Regions from separate parts of the Homo sapiens genome. Here region 2 is linked to region 1. Evidence: chromatin contacts called from ENCODE Hi-C data. All regions are on one chromosome and are shown on one strand. The core of a region is the stretch at or near the end of the contact, and the rest is flanking DNA. Distances in the headings are between cores, read along the strand shown. Region 1 holds the start of DSEL-AS1 (DSEL antisense RNA 1). Region 2 holds the start of CYB5A (cytochrome b5 type A).

What was found. Hi-C counts contacts between places; a loop is a spot of excess contacts on that map. Pooled maps may share reads with other maps.
Region 2: a map of CD4-positive, alpha-beta T cell shows a loop between it and region 1 (10-fold over the local background). The contact joins the promoter of CYB5A here to the promoter of DSEL-AS1 in region 1. A Hi-C loop is called at or near these places in 3 of 168 maps with a recorded cell type or tissue (CD4-positive, alpha-beta T cell, CD4-positive, alpha-beta memory T cell and naive thymus-derived CD4-positive, alpha-beta T cell) and 7 of 50 pooled maps.

Annotation. Positions count from the first base shown.
Region 1 is chr18:67,512,920-67,519,749 of GRCh38, forward strand. It overlaps DSEL-AS1 (DSEL antisense RNA 1), which reads left to right and starts at 3,627. Exons shown (of 5, transcript NR_033921.1): 1 at 3,627-3,830. It overlaps DSEL (dermatan sulfate epimerase like), which reads right to left and starts at 3,801. Exons shown (of 2, transcript NM_032160.3): 1 at 3,442-3,801; 2 at 1-2,573. The coding sequence starts at 1,689.
Region 2 is chr18:74,288,069-74,294,898 of GRCh38, forward strand. CYB5A (cytochrome b5 type A) reads right to left here and starts at 3,895. Exons shown (of 5, transcript NM_148923.4): 1 at 3,679-3,895. The coding sequence starts at 3,807. RefSeq lists enhancers at 2,474-3,081, 3,687-3,856, 3,936-4,105, 4,395-4,454, 4,814-4,983.

The sequences.
Region 1 (6,830 bases), core at 2,377-4,876:
TGCTGAAGAATAAGCAGACACGGCTTCCCCACTCACAAATACCATTTCCCCATGTTGAGAGGCAGTGATTATTTCCCCAGCTGCATCACCAACCTCCTCGCCAGTCCACTTAAGCCACTGCGCACATTCTCCCAGTTGACCTTCCCAGGGCTTATTACACTGGCTTGAGGGTGATGGAGCAAACACCAATACATTGTTAAGGTGGCTCAACTTGGGTCCATAGAGAGCTTCAGAAACAAATACTTGTCCATTGGGGGCAAAAGTAAATGAGTTCTGATCTGGATGCTCATGTCCTGGGTTAAAACTTCTCCACCCATCAATCCAGGAATATGGCTGAAAATGAACTATGTCATACACAGCTCGTCCCCCCAGCTTCCCAGATTTAAAAGACACAAAGGTGTTGGTCTGTGTGTTTGGCAACCCAGCCCCATAAGTAACCACACCCCAGTTAGGGAATGTGTGTATTTTTGCAGTACCATAATCAGCAGGTGGCTGTGGTGTGAGCTGGGGATCATACCAGATGTATTCAGTGTGAAGAGTACTCCACCTTTGGGCAGTTGAAGGAACCATCGGTCCATCTTTAGGTCGGTGCTTTCTAATTTGCTGAGCTAACCAATTTCCAGCTCCATTCTTTAAGATGAACTTATCCAAGAAAACTAGCTGGCTTTCTGGACCATAAAACCAATTATAATTGGAATCTGCTATACCCACAGTTCTTTGGAAGCCAGGTAAAAGGGTGGCATAATAGAACCAAAAGTGCATCTTTAACCAGTTATTATCCAAGTTGTTGATATTAAAATGGCGCTGGGCCAGAAAAACATACTGTGTGACGGATTTAGCTGTGTAGCTTCCATAGGCCACACCTTCATCCAAAGAACCATCAACAATATGATTCAATAGAAACATTGTCTTTTCCATGACATCCACTACAGCCTGTTTCCATATATTTGCTTTAGATCCTTTATCTACTCCAGTCACCAAGGCCCCTGTGAGTAATGCTATCATATTAGTGGCTTGGTGGTTATGGAGAAGCTGTTTGCCCCATGAGCGGACCTTGGAATACTCGTACATTTCCTCAGTAATAACCCATATTTTTTCCAGGTATTTTTGTCTTCGATGATTATCTAATAAGTTATATAAAAAGTCAAAGGCAGTGGCAAAACCTGTTAAGGAATGGCCAATTGGAACCTCATCTCCTGGTGCATTCTCTACTAGCCAGTCTTTGTAGCCAACCATCCTGTCCATATATTCCAAGACAAATTCAAAGGCAACTTTGTCTTCTGGGCATAACAAACAGTACAATGCTAAAGGAGGCAGATTGTTACCATAAATTTCATTCCACTTGGCAGCAAAATCAGCATGCTTTGGTGGAGGTAGGTAGTATGTTGGGTTGGACAGCATAACTGTCACTGCACTTCTGATAGCTCTAAAAAGATGCAAATGGCTTGCACGAGACTTTTGTCTCATTGCTTGGATTTCTCCAGCATCAAAATATAAACTTGGATGAAGCATACTTTTCTTCAGCTTTTGGTTGGGTCTGAAATCTTGCACTTTCTGTGTTTTAAACTGATCTATATCATCTGTGAAAACTGCCCATTCGGAATAATTGCTCACAGATTCCTCAAAAGTAGAGAAAGCAAACATCAATAATGCTAAGAATAGTAAATGTCCTGTAAACATTAACGCCATGATCCATGGGGGAGCTCCTCCCTTAGGCATACATGTCAGATATGATGCTCAATGTGTTTCCCATCTGGTTAGTATAAAACATACAGTAAAGGCCTTGATAAGACAAAGACTGTAAATCTGATATGCTGTGAAATCCAGCTGACATTCAGTACATTTTAAGCAAGTGCAGTTGCCAAAAAGAGAAAACTTAAATTGTATATCTCTGTCCCTGGCACAGTTTTGCTTCCAGTAAAACTTTGAATAACGTTAAAATCTCTAATTTTTCCATAATACACAGGGAAGTGATACAGGTAAAAAACACTATGAATTTAGCATTTACCTCCTTTACTTAAATCTATTTAACACAAAGAGTTGGAACACACATTGTAAAAAAAGAGAAAAAGCACTCCAAAATTCAAATTAAGAGTCATTTCTAGCACAGAAAACCATCACTGGTGATAAGCTCACCACACATGTATGATGCATTTGTGTATGTTTGCCCAAAGAAGATGATGAAGTACTGACATTCTTCGAGTGAGTGGACTCAGTTGTCATTCCTCTCAACTTTTTATACTTCTTGTCTTGTGAATACGTTTTTCTTTCATTTATGAGAGAGAAACATCCTCAACAAGTGATCAAAGTCTTAGTTGGTTTTTAAAAATTCAAAATTCTTGCCTTCATTTCAAATATTTTTCAGGCTTACTTACTCATCAGCCTATTATGACAAAGAGAAATCATGTTCACATCTTCTTTTATCAGCTTCATGTGTACAAACATAAAAATGGAATATCTTCAGTCACCTAGATACTTCTCGTCCGATCATGAAGTAACCGCCAACGGGGAAAGAAAATTCCCCTTTCAGCAACAGTGAGGTCTCTCTTCTGCTCTTTTTTCATGACACTTTTCTGGGGATGGGGGACAAAATAAAAATTCTCTGAGGCTTCAGGTATGCTGAGAATGAATATAAACTGATGACTTAAACATTCTGCAATCACTTAATAGAAATTTTAGAATCACAGTAAAATCTCATATTATCTGCAACCTAAGCTAGGGCAAGTGATTTTTTTCTTATCCATTTACACGCACTTATTTGGAAACCAGTGACCGTCAGCAGAAGACAAGCAACTAACAATACAAAATATACAAGATAGAACTCTCCCGACAATATCTATAGTTTAACGCCACTAACGTGGCTTCAGTCACTTAAAAAATGTTTGTATTCAAATGCAGTTTACACAAAGATGAGTCCTGCTATCCTTGTTATTTCTTGTTCCCAAGGACCGAGGGACAAAAAACTGAAAGTTGAAAAGATCTTTTTTTTTTTTTTTTTTTTTAATTCCGGGGGAAGGTTTAGAGTTCATGGGATCAGAAGGTATCTTCCTAATGAGAACTACTCGGACCAGTCACTTTTCTCGGCGGGGTAACCGCGAATCGTGACCAGGCGCCAAGCCGAGGGGCGGGAGCTCCGCGCTCGGCGCTCACCTGTGGCCGAGTCCCTGTCCTCAGGTGGAGCCGCCAGAGGGAGCTCGGACCCCGGTGTCGAAAGACGCCTCTCCGTGCCCGTCCGCGGCTGGAAGAACCTAAGCAAGTTTCAGTCTTGGACAAGTCTCCCCTCTGTAGGAAACATTCAGGCTAGGAGTTTCCTGATCCGCCCCGCCTGTTGCATTTTTTCACTGGCGTCCTCCGACCCTGCCGCCCCCATTCTCCGCTCCCCGCTCTGGGGCTGAGTGAGGCAGGATGGCGAGAGACCCCTGAGCCACCAAGTCCGCTTACCTCAGGCAGATCCCGACGGGGGCTCGGCGCCGCACTGGGCCCCAAGGGAGACGGAGGTGGAGAGTTCCAGAAAACTGCTCTGCACGGCGGGCCAGGCTCCCGCGGGGCTCCGCAAGACCCCCGCGTCGTCTCCCGCGCTACGGCAGGCGCTGCCCCAGCTCGGTCTCCTCAGCCGCGCTCGGTCCCCGCGACCCGCACGGCCCGGACACGCCCGCCCTCAGGAAACGCCGGACGCTTGTGGGGGCAACCACGGACCGCAGGACAGAGACCCGCGGGCGGCGGGTTCTCTCGGTGGCGCCGTATCCAGAGCAGCGCCCGCGTGCCCAGGCGGTGATGTCGCCGCGGCCGAGGATCCTCTGTGCCAGCTCCGGCCGCGCAGCCCGGGGAGGGTGAGACGGCGACGCGGGCCGGCAAGCGGGGGCGGGGCGGAGGCAGGACGGGGCGGGGTTGAAGGCGGGGCTGAAGGCGGGGCCTCAGGGAAGGCGAGAGACAGCGACGCTGGCTGGCGGGCGTGGGGCGGGACGGAGACAGGACAGGGCGGGGTCAGAGGCGGGGCTTCGGGGAGGACGGGAGGAGCCGTGAGCAGGCCGGCGGCGGGCGGGGCGGGGCCGAAAGCAGGTGAGGCGGGGCCAAGCGCCCCGGGTTTCTAAGCGGAGGAAGCTCTAGGCGTTTGTGTTCTGGGCTTGCAGCGGTGGCCGCGCGCTCCCGGAGGAGTCGAGCTGGAGGAGGGGACAGTTTGGGAGTGCGAGAGTCTAAAGACGCTGCCAGGCTGGCGTTAAAACCTTTTGGTTATGGGAAGACGACAACTATATAATAGAGCCATAGTGGGGGCTGTGGGATTGACTCAAATGATGGGAGGAGCTGGAGTGGGAGGGGATAAGCCCTGGGACGACAGAAATCATCCTTTTGGAAAGAGCAAGGGCTGGGGAAGGAGGGAATGAGCACTCCCTTGGAACTGAGAGGCAGCCTGGCTGAGCTTGCTGTCCTTTGGAAAAGCAAAACCGAAATACCCAGATTAATATAGGAGGACAACTTCTGTAGCCCAGATGCTAACAAAGATCAAGGGAAAACAGAAAAGACTAATCAGCTTTACTGATGGAAAACAATTTCTCAGGCAGTATAAATAGGGGAAGCATGGGACAAACAAGTAGAAGGAGCCTCTTATTTAAAAATGGGACCTGGTATTCGGTAAAGACCTACATGCAGACAGGAGAAGGCAGTGTGCCCCGGCTACTACGACATGTGAGTGCAGTGCCAGGTCGTGGAAATCCTAGAGCAGGCTGGGACTCCTGTTGCACTCCACACATGGAGCTTCTCACAGATAGCTGAGATGACACTTTGGCATAAACCAACCCAAGCTCTGACCTCAAATGTAAAAAATAATAGCTTAGTAGTAATAAAAATACAGGGAAATATCAAGCTTCACAAATGAACAATTCCATTCTCAGTTGGGGATTAGTAACACATTCAGTCTCTTCATTTCCCATACTATTTTGGTAATATTTAATAAGATATATTTTAACATTTTAAAAATAAATGTCTTGCTTAGATCATTTGCTGCTGAAAATCAAACAGTAGACGACTGCTAGCAGAATAAATTTCAAATCATTTAACTTTGAGGTGAAATGTGGCCTCTAACTCCTCATCACTCTTCTGTTTTGGCCCCGTAGTAACCCCTAGCCCAGTCCAAATAGCCACACTTGCTTTTGCTTGGGTGCTTCAGTAACTATGCTTATTCCATTCTTTCCCTCACAGTGTCCTTTACCCAACCACCCCACTTACTAGTTAAAATTCTTCTGACTGTTGAAATTATCTGATCATCCAGGTCTCAACTCAGATGCTTACATTCTTCTGTAAATAACTCCTAAGTTTCCCTAGCCAGAATGTATTACTCCAGAACTATATCATTTGTACCTATATTCGGCCGTTTAGGTTGTTTATTTTCTGCTTTCTATTTCAACTGGTTGACTCCTGTACCCTATTCAAAACTCCTTCAAGTCATGAGTAGCACTCAAGTCCCCTTTGTAAGTACTATATCTGCTTTTGAAATGAGTTGAACCTCGAACAATTGGGCTGATACAGAGCCTCGTCTCCTCCACTGAGGTTTATTCCCAAACAAGGATCCTCTTCTGACACAACTTCCTGTAAAATCTGGATTGTGCCTCTACATGGCCCCTGATAGAGGAAGAGGACCCATGGCCTCCAACCACATTTATGAGAGAGTAGAGTTGGGGGAAACGGGGAGCTGACTCCAGAGATTCCTATCTGTTTGCAGAGGGGAGCCTAGAATTTAGGGTTAGTAAACACAGCTACTAGATGTACAGAACATTTCTCAGAACAAAGTGTGGGGCAGGGTTATTTCTATGGATTCAAAGTGTCTCATGATGCGAGGGCAAGGTGAGTCAGAGAGAATTAATGCGCGAACATCTGCCAGGCAAATATTCTTCCAATGTTGTTTTCAGATTTTGAAATATCAGTATGATCATTTTCACTTTAGAGAAGAATGAATTCAGGTACCGACATTGTGGCCTTTCAGCTCTGCCCCATGCATCTGTGCTGAAGCAGTGGGGATGCAGCTAGCCTCCCAGCATTCTCAGATGGGCTTTCAGACTAATTCATTTTGAACAGACATCTTTGCATAGTGGTAAAATGTGAATGCATTAAAATAAAACAAGAGCCACAACTGAACAATTCAAATCATTGGCAGAAAGGGTGGTAGGTAAATGGCACTGTCAAAAATGAAGAGAGTCTTGTTTTCTGTGAACTAAAAATGGATAGCTCCAATTATTGCTCCTTCCACACATGAAGATGGTACAAAGTTAGTTAATTATAAATAATGCATCCGACCATAGAAGGGATGAGCTATATGCTATGTTATTGTACATTAAAAACCTTTATGAGTGTGGCAAGAGACACATGTACCAACAGCTGCTAAATTCAGAATCCTGGAGCAGTATCTTATTTTAATGTAAGTGAAGAACAGTGCAGTCTATTGCTCTGGGGATTTCTCTCTATATAAAAGGATCTTAAATCTACATGAGATTTTACTCCGTGATTTCAAAGTACTTATGAAAATCTGTTTTCTTTATTTGCCTATCTTTCAACCTACCCACAACCACCTATCTTACAACAGAAACAATGCTTTCTAGAGTAGATTCTCCAGAACAGAAGCCTTTCTCGCGCTCCTTTCCTTCCTTTCTTCCTTCCTCTCTCTCTCTTTTATTTTTCTTTTAAAATTTTATTTCTCAACATCTATCCCAGAGCCTGGCACTTTTTGAAAAATGTTTGGTGAATGTTTAACATGAATTATCGCCCCCATTTTATGACAGAAGAGAAAAAGTCATAAAGGTCTAAAGTGGGTTACTACATTCTAAGCAGAGTCACACACT
Region 2 (6,830 bases), core at 2,645-5,144, 6.8 Mb after region 1:
ACTAAGCACCTGCTGCTATGTCGACTGCCATTAATAATAAGCCAGTCTTCCCTCTTAGGTTTCTACCCCTCCGCCTAAACAACAAAAACAGCTTTAGTGGCCATTATTTCAGGAGGTCGGAGCACATGCTGCACCTGTGAGCTTCAACCTGTGTTCTTGGCTTGTACCTGCCAGCAGAGCAGGATCCCTCCACCATCTCACCACACACCTTCTCAACATGAACACGGACATGCACATAAATCTAGGACATTCTGAAAGAAGGGGAAATACTCAGCCATGAGAAATCCTGTCCATACGGATGGGGGATCTCACAGTAAACAAAGGTCTAGCCCATAATGACTGAAAGTTCATTTGAGAGTTAGAAGGAGAAGATAAATCTTTCCTATTTAGGTAAATTAGGTGAGATAAAATATTTGTTAGTTAACACACAAAGGCTTCATGAAATTCTGGAGCCTTTCAACAATAGAAGACAGGAAAGAGGATCGGGCAAGCGGGGAAGAGAGACAGAGACATTCTGCACTCATTTCTGTTTTAAAAGTACGTTTCAGACAAACAGACTAGCCTCATAACAAACTACCTGGCAGGGCAGTGTGCTGAAGAGCTCTGAGCGAGTGAGCTTATTGGAGATATAACCCCAGGAGCACAGGAAGTCACCTGCAAGGAATCCTGGCTAGAGTCTCAGATAGAACCCAGAGAGAGGCTCCCAGAGGCTTTGCCGGGGGCTGGGAAGCCAATGACCAGGACATGCAATAAGCAAGAGATGGTCACAGAAAGTCAAAGCAAATAATAAAGACGGCAAATGGAAAAACACGTCCATAAGAGGTCGAATCGGGAGGTGCCCAGAGGTCAGACACAATCCAGTGAAAGGCTAAGTGGCCTTGCTTGTTCCCAGAACCACATGTTGGCAGACAGTGGAGGCAGAAACGCATGCAGTTCTCGCAATGCCTGAAGATCCCTCCAACCTCTTAAAGTCAACAGGACCAAAACCAAACTAACTCCTTGTGTTTCTCCCAGACCCCAGCCTCCTCACTCACGCCATCCTCCTAGCCGTTCCAGGGGTCAGCCACCCTCTTGTTCATTTTATTTGAGATGCATTCTCCACAAAAACTTTGAGTAAGAAAAAATAAAGAAATTTGTTTTCAGCTAATTTACCCACTCAAGAGCTTGCTCTCATCTCTCAGTTTTTCTCGGAAAATTTTTTGCACAATCCCTCCTTTCCTGACTCACAGGAATGAAATGTGAAAGTAAATAGTTTTGAGTACATTTTAACAATAATCTTCACTTCCCTATTATCGTCTCTGAAAATCTACCCCTAAAGTCATGCACAGTAACCTTAGTAATTCTCAAGTTGGAGAGATTATGTGCCCTAGGGGACCTCTGGCAATATCTGGAGACATTTTGGGTTGCTATAAATAGGGGAGGTAGGGCTGGGAGCAGTGGCTCACGCCTGTAATCCCAGCACTTTGGGAGGCTAAGGTGGGTGGATCACCTGAGATCAGCAGTTCGAGACCAACTTGGCCAACATGTTGAAACCCTGTCTCTATTAAAAATACAAAAATTAGCTGGGCGTGATGGTGTGCGCCTGTAATCCCAGCTACTTGGGAGGCTGAGGCAGGAGAATTGGTTGAACCCAGGAGGCAGAGGTTGCAGTGAGTCGAGATCACACCATTGCACTCCAGCCTGGGCCACAAGAGCAAAACTCTGTCTCAAAAAAAAAAAAAAAAAAAAATAGGGGAGGTGGTGGTACCGGTCATCTAGTGGGTAGAACTCAGGGAGGTGGCTCAATATCCTACAATGCCCAGGACAGACGCCACAACAAAGATCGGCTGGCCCAAAATGTCAACAGTGCCAGGGTTGAAAAAACTCGCTTTAGGAGAAGACAAGAAAAGAAGAAAATGCTTCATAATATAAAATATCCTAATATTCTCTTATGCTACTTCTTCTATAAGCACAAATAGACAAAGCACACACTGTATCTTAAAATTCCACATTTAGAGTTAATGAGAATTGATGTTATATGACAAGATCTGCAGCCGGGCAGGAGGGAGAGGACAGGTCAGCTCTGATTTCCCAACATAAACCCCTCCTTACTAAATGGTAACATGACTTTATCTTCGGGCACTGCTCCAGAGTGAAATACCTTACCAATAAACATCAACTCCAGCCTTATTATTTAATTTTATTTATTTATTTAGAGACAGAGTCTCACTCTGTCCCCCAGGCTGGAGCAAAGTGGTGCGATTTCGGCTCACTGCAACCTCTGCCTCCCAGGTTTAAGGGATTCTCCTGTCTCAGCCTCCCGAGTAGCTGGGACTACAGGCGTGCCCCGCCAGGCCTGGCTAATTTTGGTATTTTGGTTAGAGATGGGGTTTCGCCATGTTGGTCAAGCTGGTCTCGAACTCCTAGACTCAAGTGATCCACCCGCCTCAGCCTCCCAAAGTGCTGGGATTACATGTGTGAGCCACCGTGCTTGGCCCAGCCTCATTTTTTAAAACAGGCCTTTTGATTTTAACATTTTCTGCAAAAACAAAGTCCTCTGATATAAACTGTGATCCAGCTCAGACCAGGCATCTATTTTTGTCCCCTGCTCCCCGACTATGTAAAAAATTCCCATCACTAAACCTTCTCATTATTGGGAGGGGGCGTGAGCATGCGTTAAGATTTATGATTGAGACTCCCCCAAAAGTAGTAAAACACTTCCAGAGGATCTAAGACAATCACCAAAAGCGCCCCTTAGCGTGTGCGGCAAAAATTATAACCGAATGCAAAGAATCTTATCAAAGGAATGTCTTCAAGTTAACCAACGTTTCCTATTACACCTTCCAAAGCTGTTAGGGGCGAGTCCCACGCAGAACGTCCGCTGCTCTGCCTGGCCTCTGTGTTCTTGCTCCAGCCACACACCGCGGTCTCAGGAGTCAAGCACGGCACCTGGCTGCCAAGGCGTGACTGGAAAAGGTTAATTAACACCGAGCCTCTTCCAGGTGAACGCGAACGCGAGTGGGTGTGGACCGCAAGGTCGGCCAGTGGCTGCCGCGGGAAGCGCAGGCCCGGACCACACCCGACCTCCGCACTTGGGGTCCCCTCCGGCGGGATCCGCAGCTCTCGGGGTGGGTGGTCTCCAGCCGGCCACTGCGGGAATGCCGCCGGTCCTGGAAGGACACCCTTCTATTCAAACTCAAGGGAGAAAGGGATCATTTAAATCCCCCGCATGGCTGCGCGCTATCCCCGGAAGGCTGCTCCAGCACCACCTAGCGAGGATGCCGCCGCGCAGGGCGCTCCCAGGTGTGCACGCGCAGGTGTACGGATTCGGGGAGCGCTCCCAGGTGTACACGCGCAGGTGTGCGGACTCAGGGAGCGCTCCCCAGGTGTGCACGCGCAGGTGTGCGGACTCGAGGAGAGCGCCCAGGTGTACACTAGCAGGTGTGCGGACTCGGGGAGCGCTCCCAGGTGTGAGCGCGCAGGTGTGCGGACTTGGGGCGGTGGGGGGCGCCCAGGCTTGCACGCGCAGGTGTGCGGACTCGGAAGCGCGCCCAGGCGTACACGCGCAGGTGAGCGAACTCGGGGGGCGCGCCTAGGCGTAGGTATGCGGACTCCGGGCCGCGAAAGACAGGTCATGCCAGTGAACCCCCAAACCCGGCCCACGCTCCCTGCGCCCCAAGCCGCTCATCCCCAACTCACCTCTTCCAGAAATTTGGTCAAATCGTACACCTTGTGGTGCAGGATCAGCCAGGTGCTCTTGCTGTGGTTGTGCTTCTGAATCTCCTCTAGGGTGTAGTACTTCACGGCCTCGTCCGACTGCTCTGCCATCTCGGTTCGCCGCGAGCCAGGCCCAGCACACACAGCCCCGTCGGGTGGAGCAGAGCGCGCGACTCAGCCAGCTCCACCCGGGACATTCCCCGCGCCGGGAACCCCACTGGGGGCTGGGCGGCCGGCTCAGGGGCGGGGCGCAGTAGAAGGGCCTCCGACGGTTGGCCATCATCCTTGTCACTCAAAAGTCCCCGCCTTCGGTCGACCCCCTCCGCCTGCCCAAGCGTGGTCCCGCCCAGTATGCGGGTGTTAATTGGCTGCCGGAGGTGCCCTTCACAATCTCCCGGCTGCCGCAGCGCGCGGAGAGCGTGACAGGACTCCACGGAGTCTGCGCGGAAGGGCGGGACTAACTGTGGCGAGGGCTGAGGTGGGAGGTCGGGGGCGTCCCCGCGGGTTAAGCGTGCGAGAGAGCGAGGTGCACCAGCGGGCATGGATGGCCTGTGCAGAGTCCAGTCTTGTGAGGGCGGCGAACTAGGCAGCGAATCGCGGGAGTTTCCTATTGGCAGCAGTCCGAGTCCCAGACGTTAATTTGTAACAAAAGTAGCGATGGCCAAGCCCATAAAGGGGGCATCTCGGAAAGCCGTTCGCATGCACGGAAGAGATGAAAGCCCCGTGCGCGCTAGAAAACGGTTTCGCAACTCACTTCGGGAAGCAAATGCGCTGCCCCCCAAAACATAAAGTTGGCGAACTGTGCCTGACCCCGCTGGGGTTTTGGAATGCCTCGTCCTCACAGGAAAAAAATCCAGGGAAATCATCTTTTCCTTAAAAAGCAAAAGTGTCCAAATTATTTCTGTGACTGAAGTAGTTTGTCTGCGGTTGGCCAGTGACATGGCAAGGCCTTGTTTGTGCATTTAAGGTAAATCAGATTCTCTTCTAGGAGTCTGGAAGAGAACTTCCCCAAAGGGCACCCTCTTTCCCTTCTGACACAGAGGAAATACCACATATAAAGAGCTACAAATGTTTGAAGGAGAAAAAAAATAAAGAAAAATTCCAGCATGTTAAAATTTGATATTTTATGTAGGCCCTTTTCAGCAATGGTAGTTAATTCCAAAAAGAACCACACGAGAGGTTTCACATGTGGGGTCATCCATCCTTCCAGGGATGCAGAAGGTTCCTACACATACTAGGTGTCTGATGAATGTGAGCTCCCTTCCCCCTGCTTACCTCCTCCATAGGAATGCATGCCTATCCAGAAAAACACAAAACACACGCATGTCAGGCCTCTGAGCCCAAGCCTGCACATATACATCCAGATGGCCTGAAGCAACTGAAGAATCACAAAAGAAGTGAAAATGCTGAAGCAACTGAAGAATCACAAAAGAAGTGAAAATGGCCGGTTCCTGCCTTAACTGATAAGACAGTCACCTGTCCTCCTGCTCTTTGCTCTGTGAGAAAGATCCACCTACAACCTCGGGTCCTCAGACCAACCAGCTCCAGGAACATCTCACCAATTTTAAATTGGGTAAGCAGCTTCTTTTTACTCTCTTCTCCAACCTCTCTCACTATCTCTCAACCTCTTTCTCCTTTCAATTTTGGCACCACCCTTCAATCTATCCCTTCCCTTAATTTCAGTTCCTTTCCTTTTCTGATAGAGACAGAGGAGATGTGTTTTATCCGTGAACCCAAAACTCCGGCACTGGTCACGGACTCGAGAAGACAGTCTTCCCTTGGTGTTTAATCACTGCAGGGATGCCTGCCTGATTATTCACCCACATTTCAGAGGTGTCTGATCACCACAGGGACACCTGCCTTGATCCTTCACCTTGGTGTCAAGTACCGACCCCCCCTGTGTCTCTGCCCTCTCTTTTCTCTGGGCTTGCCTCCTTCACTATGGGCAACCTTCCACCCTCCATTCCTCCTTCTTCTCCCTTAGCCTGTGTTCTCAAGAACTTAAAACCTCTTCAACTCTCGCCTGACCTAAAACCTAAACACCTTATTTTCTTCTGCAATACCACCTGACCCCAATACAAACTTGACAGTGGTTCCAAATAGCCAGAAAATGGCACTTTCAATTTCTCCACCCTACAAGATCTAGATAATTCTTGTCGTAAAATGGGCAAATGGTCTGAGGTTCCTGACATCCAGGCATTCTTCTACACATCAGTCCCGCCCTAGTCTCTGCTCCCAATGCGACTCATCCCAAATCTTTCTTCTTTCTCTCCTGTGTGTTCCTTCGGTCTCCACCCCAAGCTCTGAGTACTTTGAATCCTCCTTTTCTGTGGAGCCATCTGACCTCTCCCCTGCTCGCCGGGCTGAGCCAGGTCCCAATTCTTCCGCAGCCTCTGTTCCCCCACTCTATAATCCTTCTATCACTTCCCCTCCTCACACCTAGTCCGGCTTATGGTTTTGTTCCTTGACTAGCCCTACCCCACCTGCCCAACAATTTCCTCTTAAAGAGGTGGCTGGAGCTAAAGGCATAGTCAAGGTTGTTGCTCCTGTTTTCTTTATCCGACCTCTCCCAAAACAGTTAGGCTCTTTTTCATCAAATATAAAACCCCAGCCCAGTTCATGGCCCGTTTGGCAACAACCCTTAAACGCCTTACCGCCCTAGACCCAGAGAGGCCAGAAGGCCGTCTTATTCTCAGTATGCATTTTATTACCCAACCCACTCCTGACGTTAGAAAAAGCTCCAAAAATTGGATTCCAGCCCTCAAACCCCACAACAGGACTTAACCTTGCCTTCAAGGTGTACAATAATAGAGAAGAGTGGCAATTACTTGCCTCTGCTGTGAGAGAAACTTCAGCCACATCTCCAGCATACAAGAATTTCAAAACGCCTAAACCGCAGTGGCCAGGCGTTCTTCCAAGACCTCCTACCCCAGGATCTTGCTTCAAGTACTGAAAATGTGGCCACTGGGCCAAGGAATGTCTGCAGCCCGGATTCCTCCTAAGCAATGTCCCATCTGTGCAGGACCCCACTGGAAATTGGACTGTCCAACTCACCTGGCAGCCATTCCTAGAGTTCCTGGAACTCTGGCGCAAGGCTCACTGACTGACTCCTTCCCAGATCTTCTCGGCTTAGT